2 separate regions of the Homo sapiens genome follow, and region 1 is linked to region 2. A link is a contact called in ENCODE Hi-C or POLR2A ChIA-PET data. All regions are on one chromosome and are shown on one strand. Each heading gives the region's core, a stretch centred on a gene start or an enhancer-like site at or near the end of the contact. The rest is flanking DNA. Distances are from core to core; before and after follow the strand shown.

Region 1 (7,314 bases), core at 304-2,803, 370 kb after region 2:
ATCTGTAAATGTGTCTCTCCTCCCCTCTCTACCAGGAAGGACAGAAGTGAATCACCAGAGATAACTCTAGACCCTTACCAGCCCGGAGAGGGCACCAGAGGAGTCTATACAACCAACCTTCCCAATTAGCACTTATCTTCCATTAGCTCCCCCACTATTTACCTTCCCACAACTTGCTGCCTTAGAAACTCAAAGTCCTTTTCCTTTGTCTTTGTCATCTCTCTAAAACTTTACTATTCTTTTAAGATGCTATATAAGCCAAGGTGTAACCATCCCTTTGAGTTACTCATCTCTGAGTGCCCCCATGTGTATTTGTGATGTGCATGTTAATAAACTTGTTTATGTTTCTCTTGCTAATCTGTCTTTTGTCAATCTAATTTACAGGACCCCAGCTGAGGAACCTAGGAGAATAAGGGGGAAAATATATGTATTATATATTTTTATATAATACATATATTATATTATATATAATATTTAAAAACATATAATATATTATACATTTATATATATAGTTATATATACTATATATAAATGTATAATATATATATTTTTTGAGGCAGAGTCTCGCTCTGTCACCCAGCTGGAGTCCAGTGGCACGATCTTGGCTCCCTGCAACCTCCGCTTCCCGGGTTCAAGCAATTCTCCTGCCTCAGCCTCCCAGGTAGCTGGGATTACAGGCGCATGCCACTATGCCTGGCTAATTTTTTGTATTTTTAGTAGAAACGGGGTTTCACCGTGTTAGCCAAGATGGTCTTGATCTCCTGACATCATGATCCGCCCACCTTGGCCTCCCAAAGGAAAATATATGTATTTTTTTCCCTTCTTTTTTTTTTTTTTTTTTTAGAAGGAGTCTCACTCTGTTGCCCAGGCTGGAGTGCAGTGGCGGGATCTTGGCTCACTGCATGCTCTGCCTCCCGGGTTCACACCATTCTCCTGCCTCAGCCTCCCGAGTAGCTGGGACTACAGGCACCCACCACCACGCCCGGCTAATTTTTTGTATTTTAGTAGAGACGGGGTTTCACCATGTTAGCCAAGATGGTCTCGGTCTCCTGACCTCGTAATCCGCTTGCCTCGGCCTCCCAAAGTGCTGGGATTACAGGCGTGAGCCACAGCGCCCAGCTGTATTTTTTCGTCTTCTATAAACACAAAGAGCTCACTCTCTTGAACGACTGCTTCTTCCAGGGAAGTCTCCAATCAAGAGCTGACAGTCTCAAAACAAGTCGAAACTTCCTGCTTGGGGTACACAGGAAACCCCCAGACCCATCAACAACCATTCGGAAATGTACCACCCCATTATGATATTTTAGTTTTTTTCAATTCCTTTTTTCATTTCCAATCTGGGACTGACATACAAAGGAACAACAAAGTGTCATTCTTGAGAACGGAAAGCTGGGGGTAGGGGCAGAGAGGATACAGCAGAACTCTCCCTGGTGACTTCTCCTGGTAGCCAGCTGGTTGTAGCTGGAAGCAGCAATTATTTTGCTTTTGTCAGGAATCCAAGGTACGGAACACAGCTGCTGGGTCAAGGCCTGGCACAGATCCAGCCTGGCTAGGACAGCCTTGGGGAGCCCATCGGGCCTGTGAACACAGAGCAGACCACTTGAAGAGAGCACTGGCTTCCTCTCCTCTCTCCCTACTCCAAGGGTAACTTTCTCTGCAGCCTTCCTGCCTCGGGGCAATGAGACTTGCTGTGAGCCACTCCAGGACCAGACTTGGGCTGGGAGACCCCGGGGAAACAGCCACCATCATAGTTGCAGCAAGTAAGAGCATAAACCAGATCCAGGGTGCAAAATGCCCTGGGCTGGAATTCACATCCCAGTTCTGCTCTTGCAGCCTAAAAGAAGCAGAACCCTTATTTCGCAGAGTATCTGCATCCCACACAGAGCTTGCCCAGGTGCTCAGAGGCAGCGCAGTTCTTATGAGGATGGATTCTAGAGTTTAGGGCCCTGGATGGGAAGTCCCATCACACCCCACCCACTGAGGCAGCAAGTGAGCTGCAGAGAATTCAGACCTCTGAAGTCAGCAGTCACACAAATACTGAACCCCAGACCTGCTCCCCATTCCCTTCCGTCCCCAGAGGTAGTAAAGTGACTGGAACTCCTACTTTTCTCTCATTTATACACTATTACCTTTTACTTTGTGAAAGGCAAGCTGTCATCTGTCTGATTAAGATCAGGGTGCCTGCTGCCTTTGCTTCTTACAACCTCACAATTCCAACCATGAATGTGACAATTAGGGCCCCTTTCTCTCTTCTCCCCACTTTCCTCCATTACCTCCATCTTTGCTCAAAGGTCATTATCTTTCAGGGAGGAAGATTCTTTTCTCTACTTTTCTATTACATTTTTTTTTCTTTTTTGAGACGGAGTCTTGCTCTGTCACCCAGGCTGGAGTGCAGTGGTGTGATCTCAGCTCACTGCAACCTCTGCCTCCCGAGTTCAAGCGATTCTCCTGCCTCAGCCTCCCGAGTAGCTCAGACTACAGCTACTCGTCTGGCTAATTTTTGTATGTTTTTAGACAGGGTTTCACCAAGTAGGCCAAACCTGTCTCGAACTCCCGACCTCAAGTGATCCGCCTACCTTGGCCTCCCAAAGTGCTTGGATTACAGGCACGAGCCACCACGCCTGGCCTCCTATTACTTTCAAAATCATCTGCTGTCTTTATTCATGGATGCACTCACTCAGGTGTGTTTCTGTGCATACTACGCATTCAACACTTGCTAACTTCTGTCTTTTCACTTGCTTGCATCTCCCTCTCGTGGAAACAGGCCTACCCATCACATCAGATCCTGCTGAAAGCAGGCGTCCTGTCCAAGGTTGGTTACCACCTTGTGCCTTGAGTTGCTGGGGACAGGCTCCGGCTACCTCCCACCCTGAGGTAGAATAAGCGGGTTGGGTAATAAATGAATACAAATTACAGTATTCATTGAAAGGAGTCAATGAGAGGTTCTGGGGAAGCTCCTTTCACTGGTTATTGATAGCCATGCAAGCTGGCCACTCTGGGTACTAAAGACAGAAAGTGAAAATAACCCAGGGACAGAGCTCAGGGAAAGAAACGGAATGTGGGGTGCTAAGAAAGGAAGAACTTCCAGATCCTCCACCTCAGTGGTTCTCAAAGTGTGATTCCCAGGCAGGAAGCATTGGCACCACCTGGAACTTGCTAGAAATGTTATTTTTGTCACTACCAGTCTAGTAGAAAGAGGAGGTGGAGTGGTTCCCAAATTAATGATGATGCTGATGATAATGGCTAACATTCATGGACCAGCCACTGTCCTAGGGACTTTATTAACACAGTTAATCATCACAACAACCCTATGAGGGGTTAAGCGCTATTCATATTCCTGGAATTTTATGAACTAGGGAACTGAGAAGCAAAGAGGTTAAGTAACTGGGCGTACTCACAGAGTAAATGACAGGACGACAGGAAAACAGGTCAGGCTCTCCACGCACACGCCCCACACACCACCAGCATGCACTCCCACACCTCACTCTTCACTCTAGCTTTGGTCTCTTTCACATCAGCCCCCTCCCCAGAGCACAGGCAAGCTAGCTCTGGTGCCCTGTTACGATGCACAGAGCACAGTGGCCCACAGCCTGCACTCTGGGCCAACTGCTTGGGTGTGAAGCTTGCTTCTCCCATGTAGTGAGCTTGGAGAAGTTACCCTCTCTGCCTATTTCATTGGCTGTAAAATGAGGATAATAGCTGTGCCCACCTACCTCATAGGGTGGTTGTGAAGATTAAATAGGTTAATATGCATAAGTGTGCCTGATACACATCATGTCCCCAATAAATATTACCTTATTATCTTGAAGCCTTCTAATGTGTGGAGGGGGAAAAAGAAAAATATGGGAAAGAGAAGAGAGGGAAGAAAGAATTTGGAAACAAGAGCCTGAGAATTCCGTAACAATTTCTCCAGTAAAAATTCACAAGGGTCCCTGCGCCATTCTCGCCTCTGCTAGGGAAGCACATGCTCATGAAGCCTCTGTACGTGCCTGAATGGGGCCATGGGAATCTCCCCACTCTGGGTCTCGGGAACATGGTTGATGAAAGCAGATGGTGGTGACTCAGGCCCACCACCCTCTGACTCAGAACTGCCCGATGTAAGCAGAAATCTATGTCAAAGTACAGAGACTCAGGTGTCCTTGCTGCTGCAAAGAGGCAAATCAGGGTGAGACCTACAAGATTTAGTGCCCTGCTTACACAGGTGCAAGGACAAAAAGAAAAATGGCCACTATTACATACAATGAAGGCTGTGTCTAAAGCCTTAAGAACGTCTAGCTACTTGGAGGAAATGTGAGACTATATTTTATTAAGATTACTGTTGCTGTTAGAGGTAGATAACACAGCAAAAATAACCATCAGAGAATGCCAAGCTTATGGGGCAAGAAGGATCAGACCAGAAGAAGGAAGCCGAAGGATGCAGAAATGTGGCACTGGCTTGATGAAGGAGGCAAATGCTTACTAGTGGAAAGGAGTCAATGCTTTCCCTCTTTCCTGTATCCCATACTGGCCTCCCTCACTTCCAAAGAAACCCAAACCAAACAAAACAATCCCAGCATCAGATCCAAGTAGGTAAAGCTCTGTCATCGGATGAGCCAACCAGACAGTTAACCCAACATGACTTTCTCCGACATCCACTCAAAGCTCTTGGTAATCACACTTTTCCTCTACGTATAATCGAGGAAATTTGTGCAGCTCCGAGATGCAGTTTTTGTGCTATTCTAGCTTGTGTTTCAGATCTGCACAGCTGTGAGAAACCACATAAAGGAGATGTAAGGGTTTACCTTTTTTCTGTCCTTGATGTTTAACAATATATATTGCAGTCTTTAAAATTGTGCTTTTAACCAATTTTGTAATGAGAGATAAATACAAAACATCAAAGCAACAGAAAAATCAAATTAACTTCTCATCCTGCCATGTAACAAATTATCTCTTTTTAGCTGTATTGTTGCTTGGGCTTTTTTTTTAAAACAAGCCTATAGTCAATATTTATAAAGTTGAGCTCAATTTTTTTTTTTTTTTTGAGACAGGGTCTCACTTTATTGCCCAGGCTGGAGTGCAGTGGCACGTTCTCGGCTCACTGCAACCTCTGCCTCCCGGGCTCAAGCAATTCTTGTGCCTCAGCCTCCCAGAGTGCTGGGATTACAGGTGTGTGCCACCATGCCCAGCTAATTTTTTGTACTTTTTTTAGTAGAGATGGGGTTTCATCATGTTGCCCAGGCTGGTCTCGAACTCCTGAGCTCAGGCAATCTGCCCACCTCAGCCTCCCAAAGTGCTGGGATTACAGGTGTGAGCCACCACGCCCAGCCTGAGCTCAACAATTTTTCATTTAGCATTATAGCAGGTCCTCAAAAAAGTGTCATTTTGATCAACATGGTTTTGTTACAATGTTGATGAGATTTTTGAAAATTGATTCCCAGCCGAGGCCACTGTCTGTGCGGTTTGCAAGTTCTCCCCATGTCTGTATGGGTTTTCTCTGGGTACTCTGGTTTCCTCCCACATCCCAAAGATGTGTGTTGTACATTAGGTTGATTGGCGTGTCTACACGGTCCAGATCTGAATGACTGTGTGTGTGTGAATGTGTGGGCCCTATGGTGGGATGGTGTCCTGTCCAAGGTTGGGTACCACCTTGTGCCTTGAGTTGCTGGGGATAGGCTCTGGCTACCTCCCACCCTGAAGTGCAATAAGCGGGTTGGGTAATAAATGGATACAAATTACAGTAAAATAAAAATTTGTAAAGTAGTGAATAATCCTACAGATACACGACAATAAACGACGCAGTGCGAAAGCGCTCAAGGAGCCGCCACATTCGTTACTGCTCGTTTTTCAACTGCATGGTGGAAGGGGGGGCTCCTGACAATTTTCTCATTGCAAACACTTATTCCTTGACTTACCCACCACATGACTGCTGTCACTCACCGATTCACCAAAGACTGGGTAAAAAATTATCTTACTTGTTTTTATTACCGAAATGCATGTATAGCTCACAGTTATTTCCATTTTTAATAGAAGTGTTTTGGGTCTTAATCTAGAAATGTGGTGATGTTTCCTTGACTAGAAATATGTCGTAGGAATTTAGTTCTGTATTCATATCAATTAGCCCGTGGTTAAACTGGTTTCATTATCCATCGTTTCACTTAAAGTCACAGTTTCCAAGAACTTGTCAATGATGTTAAGTGAGGACTTACTGTATTTTATATCAGCCTTTCTATTTGTTTTTATAACACACAAATTTATTATTCTTGGCCACGCACAGTGGCTCAGGCCTGCAATTCCAGCACTTTAGGAGACCAAGGTGGGCAGATCACTTGATCCCAGGAGTTCGAGACCAGCCTGGGCAACATAGCGAAACACCATCTCTACAAAAAGTATTAAAAAATTAGCAGGGTGTGGTGGCATGTGCCTGTAGTCCCAGCTACTCTGGAGGCTGAGGTGGGACGATCACTTGAGCCCAGGAGGCAGGAGTTGCAGTGAGACAAGATTGTGTCACTGCATCCAGCCTGGGTGACAGAGCAAGACCCTGTCTAAGAAAAAACAAAACAAAACAAAAAAAAAACCATTATTCTCAGCCAGGCGCAGTGGCTCACATCTGTAATCCCAGCACTTTGAGAGGCTGAGGCAGGTGGATCAGCCGAGGTCAGGAGTTCGAGACCAGCCTGGCCAACATGGTGAAACCTGTCTCTACTAAAAATACAAAAATTAGCCAGGCGTGGTGGCAGCTGCCTGTAATCCCAGCTACTCAGGAGGCTGAGGCAGGAGAATCACTTGAACCCAGGAGGCAGAGGTTGCAGTGAGCCCAGATCGCGCCATTGCACTCCAGTCTGGGGGACAAGAGTGAGACTTTGCCTCAAAAAAAAAAAATCATTCTTAATAGTAATATTATATTTCATTTTACAACATACTTTTGGGGTTTCTTTTTTTCTGAGACAGGGTCTTGCTCTGTTGCCCAGGCTGGAGTGCAGTGATGCCCTCAACTCACTGTGGCCTCGACCTTCTGGGCTCAAGAGATCTTCCCACCTTAACCTCCTGAGTAGCTGGAACTACAGATGCATGCCACCATGCCCAGCTAATTTTTTAAAAAAATTTTGTAGACACGGGGTCTTGCCATGTTGCCCAGGCTAGTCTCGAACTCTTGGGCTCAAGTGATCCTCCCACCTCAGCCTTTCAAAGTGTTGGGATTACAGGTGTAAGCCACCGTGCCAGACCATAGTTTGTTTTTAATTTTTTAAAATAATTTTTAGGGTTTTTTTTCCTATTTTTCTTTCTTTGTTTCTCCAGGATGTAGTCTCAAACATATACTAGCTCAAAGGATATGAT
Region 2 (7,516 bases), core at 1,070-3,569:
TGTATTTAAGAATGTTTGTCTATTTCATCTTTGTATACTCTACCCCAGCAATACTCTGCATAGAGTAGGTGCTCAATGAGAAAAACACATTATCCAACCTTCAAAGACCTGCTAATGAAGTATTTACAATATCCTTATTCCAAAACAGATCACATAATCTACCCTAACAGCTTTGAAAAGCCAAGTGACTCTGAGTCCATAATGGGACAATCACATTCACACTAATTTTGACATAAACTGGGTCAAAACATTTATAACATACCTCACCAAAACCACCAAAGTACTCCCTTATTTTCTCTTCAGGTGTATCTGGAGAAAGGCCACCAACAAAAATTTTTTTAACCGGCTCTTTTGTTTTCATGGCTTTGGCCCTTTTAGGATCAATCACCTTCCCATTCAATTTATGTTCTTTTTGATCCATGACCTAAGGAAATTGAAGTTTTCATTTAAAAAATATATATCTTAACTGAAGTTCAGAGACTATTAACTTACTTAAAAATAACTATAAATACAGATAATGCCAAGCATATGTTGACTTGCTCAAGATTAAACTGTCAAGTCATGGTGGTGATGTAACATCAACTAACATATACTGTTTAAATCTAAAGGTAAGAATGGTAGGACATACACAAATTTAACCAATTACTAGATAACCATTACCTTCAATATATACAAACATGACTGCTACTTCCCTTTAGCACTATATACAAACATAACTGCTACTTCCCTTTAGCCCAGGATCAAAATAATGATTCAGTTAAAAGTTGCTTGCCTAACAAAATTTCAAAATATGGACTTCTGTGAATTGCTAAAACACATCCTTTTAACTAGGCATCTTTAAGTCTATAGTATCTTTAAAGTTAATTTCAAAATTTAGCAGAGCCTGGAACACAAATTATTCAGGAAATAATTCCTGAACCTACCTCTATCTTCATAAAACGTATTGGGGCAAGAACTATTCTTCCTTCCTATACTATCAAAATGGGGAACCACAAATAGGCAAACTCATTGTATCAAACTATCCATATGTTAATATTTTATATTATTAACTGATCAGAACACGTAACACACTACCTTATCTACACTCTCCGATTCTTTAAATAGCACAAAGCCAAAACCCCTTGATCGCCCTGTGATAGGATCTAACTTCAGAGTGCAGTCTACAACTTCACCAAATTTGGAAAAGTAGTCCTTCAGATCTTTCTTTGTAGTGTCCCAGCTAAGGCCTCCTATAAACATTTTCCTGTAAAGACAAAAAGCAGTATTAAAATGCTTAAAAAAAATTGCCTTAAATATTATCCACATCAATAACACACCTTTTCCAAACTGCACCAGTTTACTGGGCAGTATATTAAAACATCATTCTTCCTACATAACCACACATCAGGAACATCCTATTCCAAAAAGCTGGCTTATTACTGCTGCTCCCAAATAATTACAAAATAGTGAGCAAGCAGCAAATTAAGTCTTTCAACTTGCTAAAAGATAAACATATACCCAAAGTAAAAATACTGTACATAAAAGTTTTCCTTAGATTAAAAAGTTAACAGCAAAAAAACCAGAATCTTAGCTTCAAATTTCTCTTCCAAATGTTCATTAAACTTGTTAAAATGCTATGCAGTTCCCCACTGATCTCAGCAACCAGCATTGGTGTCTATGCTGAAGCTCCTTTTCTATTTTAACAGTTCTCTCATTAACAAAACTCTTAGCACATAAAATGGAAAATTCTACATCTCACAATTAAGTTGTGAGCCAATTTTTTTGATGTGCTAAGAGTCCTTAAGACAAAAGTAATGTGCAATATAAACAATTTAGTGAAAATTATCCATTGAAGTACAATCCACTAATTAACTTAGATGATTCGTTTACAGTAGAACCTCAGTTAACCAGCAATAAAGTATTTAAGCCTTTAAAATGCAGAAAGTGATGGGTGGTAAGCGGAAATCCACCAAGACACTCTAAGACCAAACGTATATACTCAAAATAAAATATTTTAAGGCGAAATCTTACTAACATTACAGCAAAACACCAGAAAGTTCAGATCTGGCAGCTTTACATAGGCTCCCTTTGTACAAAAATAAATAAATAAATAAATAAAAAGCTATCCTATACCTAACCTTCTTTCTACCCTTTAAAAAGACAGGACTGGAGGTTTTTAATTTTAAGGGTAAACTGTCAGAATTTGTTACATAATGGCTAAAAATGTCACCATGGGAATCAAATCAGACTTGCTCAACATTTTCTCTTCTTTTTAACTGGGGAAGGGTCATGGGTGGGGACTGGGATGTGACACTAACTCAGCTCTATAAAGAAATTAAAGGCCTTTCATTAGGAAACATCTCCATCTTGTGGGCTTTTAAGATACTGCCACTAAGGCCCATTCTTGGAATAAAAGGCCAATTAACTGTCCCTTGAATTAGGGTCTTTCTTCACTTCCTCCAAGATACCTGATTAACTGAGGTGTTACTGATCTTACTATCCTACCACAGTCTTGTTTTACTTCTAGTGACAAAGCAAACTTTCAGTGCAGAGTAAGTCTTAGGTATATACTGCGCTTCCCACTTCAGGTTAGCTTTTCAACTTACATGTATTCTAGAGCTGGGCCATTTATATGCTTAATGTTCAGGACTTCCTCAAAGTTTCCAGGCTTGAAGTAGCATTTATAAAACAACTTTGGCATTTTATAATCAAATGAACAAAAATACCCATAATGTTTTGTGTATTTGAAATGTTTACTTCTTGCCAATTTCATGGAAGAAATTTGAGTTATTTTCTCAATATACATTTTCTTTAATTTGAATAGTGTGTACCTTCTAATATACAATCTTTATTTACATAATTTGCTATAAACACCTTATTTTTAACTTACAGGTCCAGAATACTTCCTTCACAGACAGAAGTTATTTACCAACATTCACCCTGTAAAGGTGAGTACACTATATTTTTAATGAGAAAGAGAACTGACTATAAAGCAATGACCTCTTGCTAAGATGACCATAAGTTCCACAACAGAAATAACTTCAATTAAGTTGAGATTTAACTATTAAATTACCCTTTCCATGATTATTACAGAAATTTCTCAATAATAACTAACAAACTTTGAAAGTATTTCAGCCTGAACACAACAGTTCTAACAAAAACATTTTTTAAGCTGTTGAAAGGCAAGAAAATTCTCTGTCTGGTCTATTCAGATATGGAGACAGAACTAGTTTTGATTTTATTTAACCAAAAAGCAATGTTTATATTGGGAAAATACCCTTAATTTAAAATTATTAAGAAACAGAAAACAATTACAAAGAAATAAATTAAAACACCAAGAATGAGGTATGTGGTATTATTCTGAAGCCCCAAATGTTTTTCAGACAAGAAGCAGATTTTCTTAAATATCACCTAAGCATATCATCAGCTGGCCCAGCAAAGTGCTCTCCAAACGTACTCCCCACCTTTAGTATGGTAGTTGTTTAATATGCCTACCTTAGAGCTACAAGGGTTCACTGAAGATGCTATCCCTCCTAAACTAATAATCAAATATCAATTATCCAGAATATTAAAAACTTCAGCTATCCAGCACTTTTGGAGAATAAGGAGCCAAGTATTATTCCACCTCCCTTAAAGCACCGCCTGCCCTCTCTAATCTTTCCCCAATTGTTTTTAACCTTCAATCATTTGAAATGAGATTTTTTTCTAACAGCATCACACTTTTCTGCCTTCTTATACTTCAAATACAGTAATCATAATTTAACACTATGGCTCAGACATCACTATTATGCTGATTTAGAATATCCACAGGGTCTTCTAAAATTAGCTATTAATACACCAAGTCCATCTCATTTCTTCACAAGTTCTACTTTTCATTTTTGCCAGATCACCAGTTGCTGTTCTAAAAAGTCTCCCTTCCGTTTTGCAGAGTAAGTAGCCAGCTGTCAAACTTTTCAAATTCTGTGTAAAGTAGAAGTCTCTAAGCAAGCACCTAAGTGGCTCGTCTTTGAGACAAACGTATTAATATTTTGGCAGCCCAAGAACACTCTGGCTTTTTCTTCTGTTCTAATCAAAAAAGGTTGTTGTTCTCAGGGTATGCTTAGGCTTTAAAAAAAAAAAAATGGTTGCTGACCAAATAGGTGAATATGCTACAATGAACACAAACTGGACCAATTCTATTCCATCTTTACTAAATGGAACATATTAATTCCATTCCATCTTTTTCTGTTTTTGGTTGCTTAGTTTTTGAGACAGTCTCACTCTGTCGCCCAAGCTGGAGCGCAGTGGCACAATCTCAGCTCACTGCAACCTCTGCCTCCCAGGTTCAAGTGATTCTCATTCCTCAGCCTCCGTGGGAGGGATTACAGGCTGCACCACCACGCCTGACTTGATTTTTGCATTTTTAGTAGAGACGGGGTTTCCCCTCGTTGGCCAGGCTGGTCTTGAACTCCTGGCCTCAAGTGATCCGCCCGCTCCAGCCTCCCAAACTGCTGGGATTACAGGCGGAAGCTACCATACCCAGCCCCAAACTCTAACTTTATAGTACAATGGGGAAAAGTCTGCTTATCTTAATTATGGATAAATGGGCACTTAGTCTCTACAATGTTGGCATACATGCTCTCCCTCAAACTGATGGCATAATGATTTTATATATATATGTGTGTGTGTGTGTGTATATATATATATATATACATTTACAAATACTTATTTTTTTCTTTTTAAACAGAGTCTCACTCTGTCGCCCGGGCTGGAGTGCAATGGCATGATCTAGGCTCACTGCAACCTCCACCTCCCGGGTTCAAGCAATTCTCCTGCCTCAGCCTCCTGAGTAGCTGGGATAACAGGTGCATGCCACCATGCCAGGCTAATTTTTTTTTGCACTTTTAGTAGAGATGGGGTTTCACCATATTGGTCAGGCTGGTCTCGAACTCCTGACCTCGTGATCCACCTGCCTCGGCCTCCCAAATTAGAGGCGCGAGCCACCATGCCCGGCTAAATTATCTACATATTTTCTATGACTGTATCTTGCTTTTAAAGCACATGTACTGTCTGTCCAGATTACCTCTGCTGCCTTGAATACAAAGCATTTCATATTGCTGTCACTCCTGCGTAGTGCAAACACTTTCCAATGAAGTAGACAGAACTTCAGAAAATACCCTAAGGAGCCATGTTAAAAACGACCAAGACTTGTTCAACTAGCAACAAAGATGGCCCCTAACGCTGCAATAAGTTTAAACTTTGATCCTTAGTTCTAAGTGAATCAATCCCAATTAAAATGCAGGACTTCATCTACTGTATTTTATTAACATAGTTGAGTATCTTAATCCTAGCTGTGAACTAAATATTCAGCACCCCAAGGCTGAATATGGTATTCAGTTTAAAACACCTACTCCACAACAGAAGTCTCCTTGCTTTCACATTGGCTTCCACCAAATTGTAAAATTAAATGACAAGCATAAAGTTATACAACTCAGCATAGATAACTATCCAAGTGATATGCAGTATCATTCAGGAATTTAGGCTCCTTTGTGGGACATTTTATCATCTTTTAAAGCAAGTTAAGTTTAGAGGCAATAAAGACAAAATGCCGGGGTTTAAACCCTACTGCTGCCTTTTTTTAAGACAGGGTCTCACTCTGTCTCCCAGGCTGGAGTGCACTGGCTCCATGACAGCTCATTGCAGCCTTGACCTCCTGGGCTCAGTTGGTCCTCCCACCTCAGCCTCACCAGTAGCTCGGACTACAGGCACCCACCAACACACCCGGCTAATATTTTTGCAGAGATCAGGTTTTACTATGTCGCCCAGGCTAGTCTTCCAACTCCTGGGCTCAAGCTGCCCACCTCAGCCTCCCAAAGTGCTGGAATTCCAAACATGAACCACTCCACCTGGCCCCCTGCCTCTTACTAATTGTGTAACATTAAGAAAAAATATTAAAGTCCAAGATTGTTTTCCCATCTGTAAAAAGAGCATACCTCAGATATTTGCAGAGGGTTAAAACTAGTTAACACACTTAAAGGACACAGAATAGTCTGACACACATCCTAAATGATTGATAGAAGTTACTATTTTGAAGGGGTAAAGCACTATAAGCACTATCTAAACATAATTTAATAAAGCAAACTTTTTATTTACTCAATGGCTTAATTTTTTAAAACTGCATAGGCTTTATAAACTTTCCAACATTAAAAGGAAAAGGCCACAATGAGTTTTATATAAACATATTCTAATATTTTCAATGCTGCCAACTTGAAATAACCCAGAAATTTTTAAATAGTCCATGTAAAAAAATATATAAACTAAAAATTAGGTGGTATTTCAACTAAGACCCTTTAAATGTAGCTTCCAAAATCACCTTGATGACTTGGTCTACCCTACATTTATGCCAGTAATTTTAGTAAAGAATAATTTAAAACATAAAAGGAAATATACATGGAGCAATCCTGGCTGGTGGAAAATGTTCCGATTTAATAATCCTGGCTTTTCCCCATCAATAAACTTATTCTCTGGACTATTTAGGTCACTAGGTTTTTAACATTCCCAGTCAATATTAACTATTTTATTCCAAGATACCTCCCCTAATAAGTCTTTATTGTCAAACACCTTATTCAAGGTAAAAAGTTAGCCATTATACTCACTCCCAATTTTGGAATAGTATTCTTTTTCTATGTTCTATAACTTCGTATTATTTTTACTTTTTTAGAGACGAGATCTTGCTCTGTTACCCAGGCTAGTCACAGAACTCCTGGACATAGCGATCAGCCTCCCAAAGTGCTAGGATTACAGGCATGAGCCACCACACCCAGCCAATCCTTTAACTTTTAAACACTTCCTAACAACTTATGATCTTACATACATGGCTTTATAACAAGTTCTGACAGTTTAAAAAATACAACAGAATGTCAACCTGATATACATTTCAGGTATAAAACATAAATGACCAATCACTGTCATCTTTTAAAGTAATGTTACTCAAGCACACCATTAAATCCTTACTGAATTTTTCCAGTATTTTATCCATCATAATTATTCTTCTAAAATCCTAAAATGACAAACTAAAGCTAAGTCACTAGTTACCTAAGGGGAAGGGAGGAGGTTACAATGCAACTAGATAATATCACACGTTAGGGTATTTTACAAGTTGTATGAAAACTACCTTGGGAGAGAGCTTGACAAGCTTTCATCGAGTTCAAATACTAACCAGCCTTTTTAGATCTGATCTGGTATAAAATTCATGAAAACCACTTTTTTGAGACAGAGTCTCGCTCTATTGCCAGGCTGTGGTGCAATGGTGTGATCCTGGCTCACTTCAACCTCTGCCTCCCAAGTTCAAGCAATCTTCCCATCTCAAGCTCCTGGGTAGCTGAGACTATGGGTGCACACCACGAGGCCCAGCTAATTTTTTTTTTTTTTTTTTTTTTTTGTAGAGACAGGATCTCATCATGTTGCCCAGGCTGGTCTGGAACTCCTGGGTTCAATCTGCCCACCTCAGCCTCCCAAAGTGCTATATTACAAGCGTGAGCCACCGCACCCAGCCCAC

The links. Hi-C counts contacts between places; a loop is a spot of excess contacts on that map. ChIA-PET counts read pairs that join two places held with the same protein, here RNA polymerase II (POLR2A). Pooled maps may share reads with other maps.
Region 1: a loop to region 2 is called in a pooled map, with 2.4 times the contacts of the local background. The contact joins two enhancer-like sites. A Hi-C loop is called at or near these places in 2 of 37 single-sample maps with no recorded cell type and 3 of 50 pooled maps. POLR2A ChIA-PET finds 5 or more read pairs at or near these places in 2 of 52 experiments (H1 and naive thymus-derived CD8-positive, alpha-beta T cell).

The regions. Positions count from the first base shown.
Region 1 is chr4:82,729,763-82,737,076 of GRCh38, forward strand. All of the region lies in intron 1 of SCD5 (stearoyl-CoA desaturase 5), which reads right to left. Among named protein-coding and RNA genes, the nearest start is that of MIR575, 20 kb to the right of the region's middle. Within about 2 kb of position 1,554, at least 12 of the 41 ENCODE cell types and tissues checked have a DNase peak (open chromatin) inside an H3K27ac peak, as active enhancers do.
Region 2 is chr4:82,358,397-82,365,912 of GRCh38, forward strand. It overlaps HNRNPD (heterogeneous nuclear ribonucleoprotein D), which reads right to left. Exons shown (of 9, transcript NM_031370.3): 3 at 1,075-1,243; 4 at 263-424. Among named protein-coding and RNA genes, the nearest start is that of HNRNPD, 12 kb to the right of the region's middle. RefSeq lists enhancers at 4,193-4,242, 7,474-7,516. Within about 2 kb of position 2,320, at least 3 of the 41 ENCODE cell types and tissues checked have a DNase peak (open chromatin) inside an H3K27ac peak, as active enhancers do.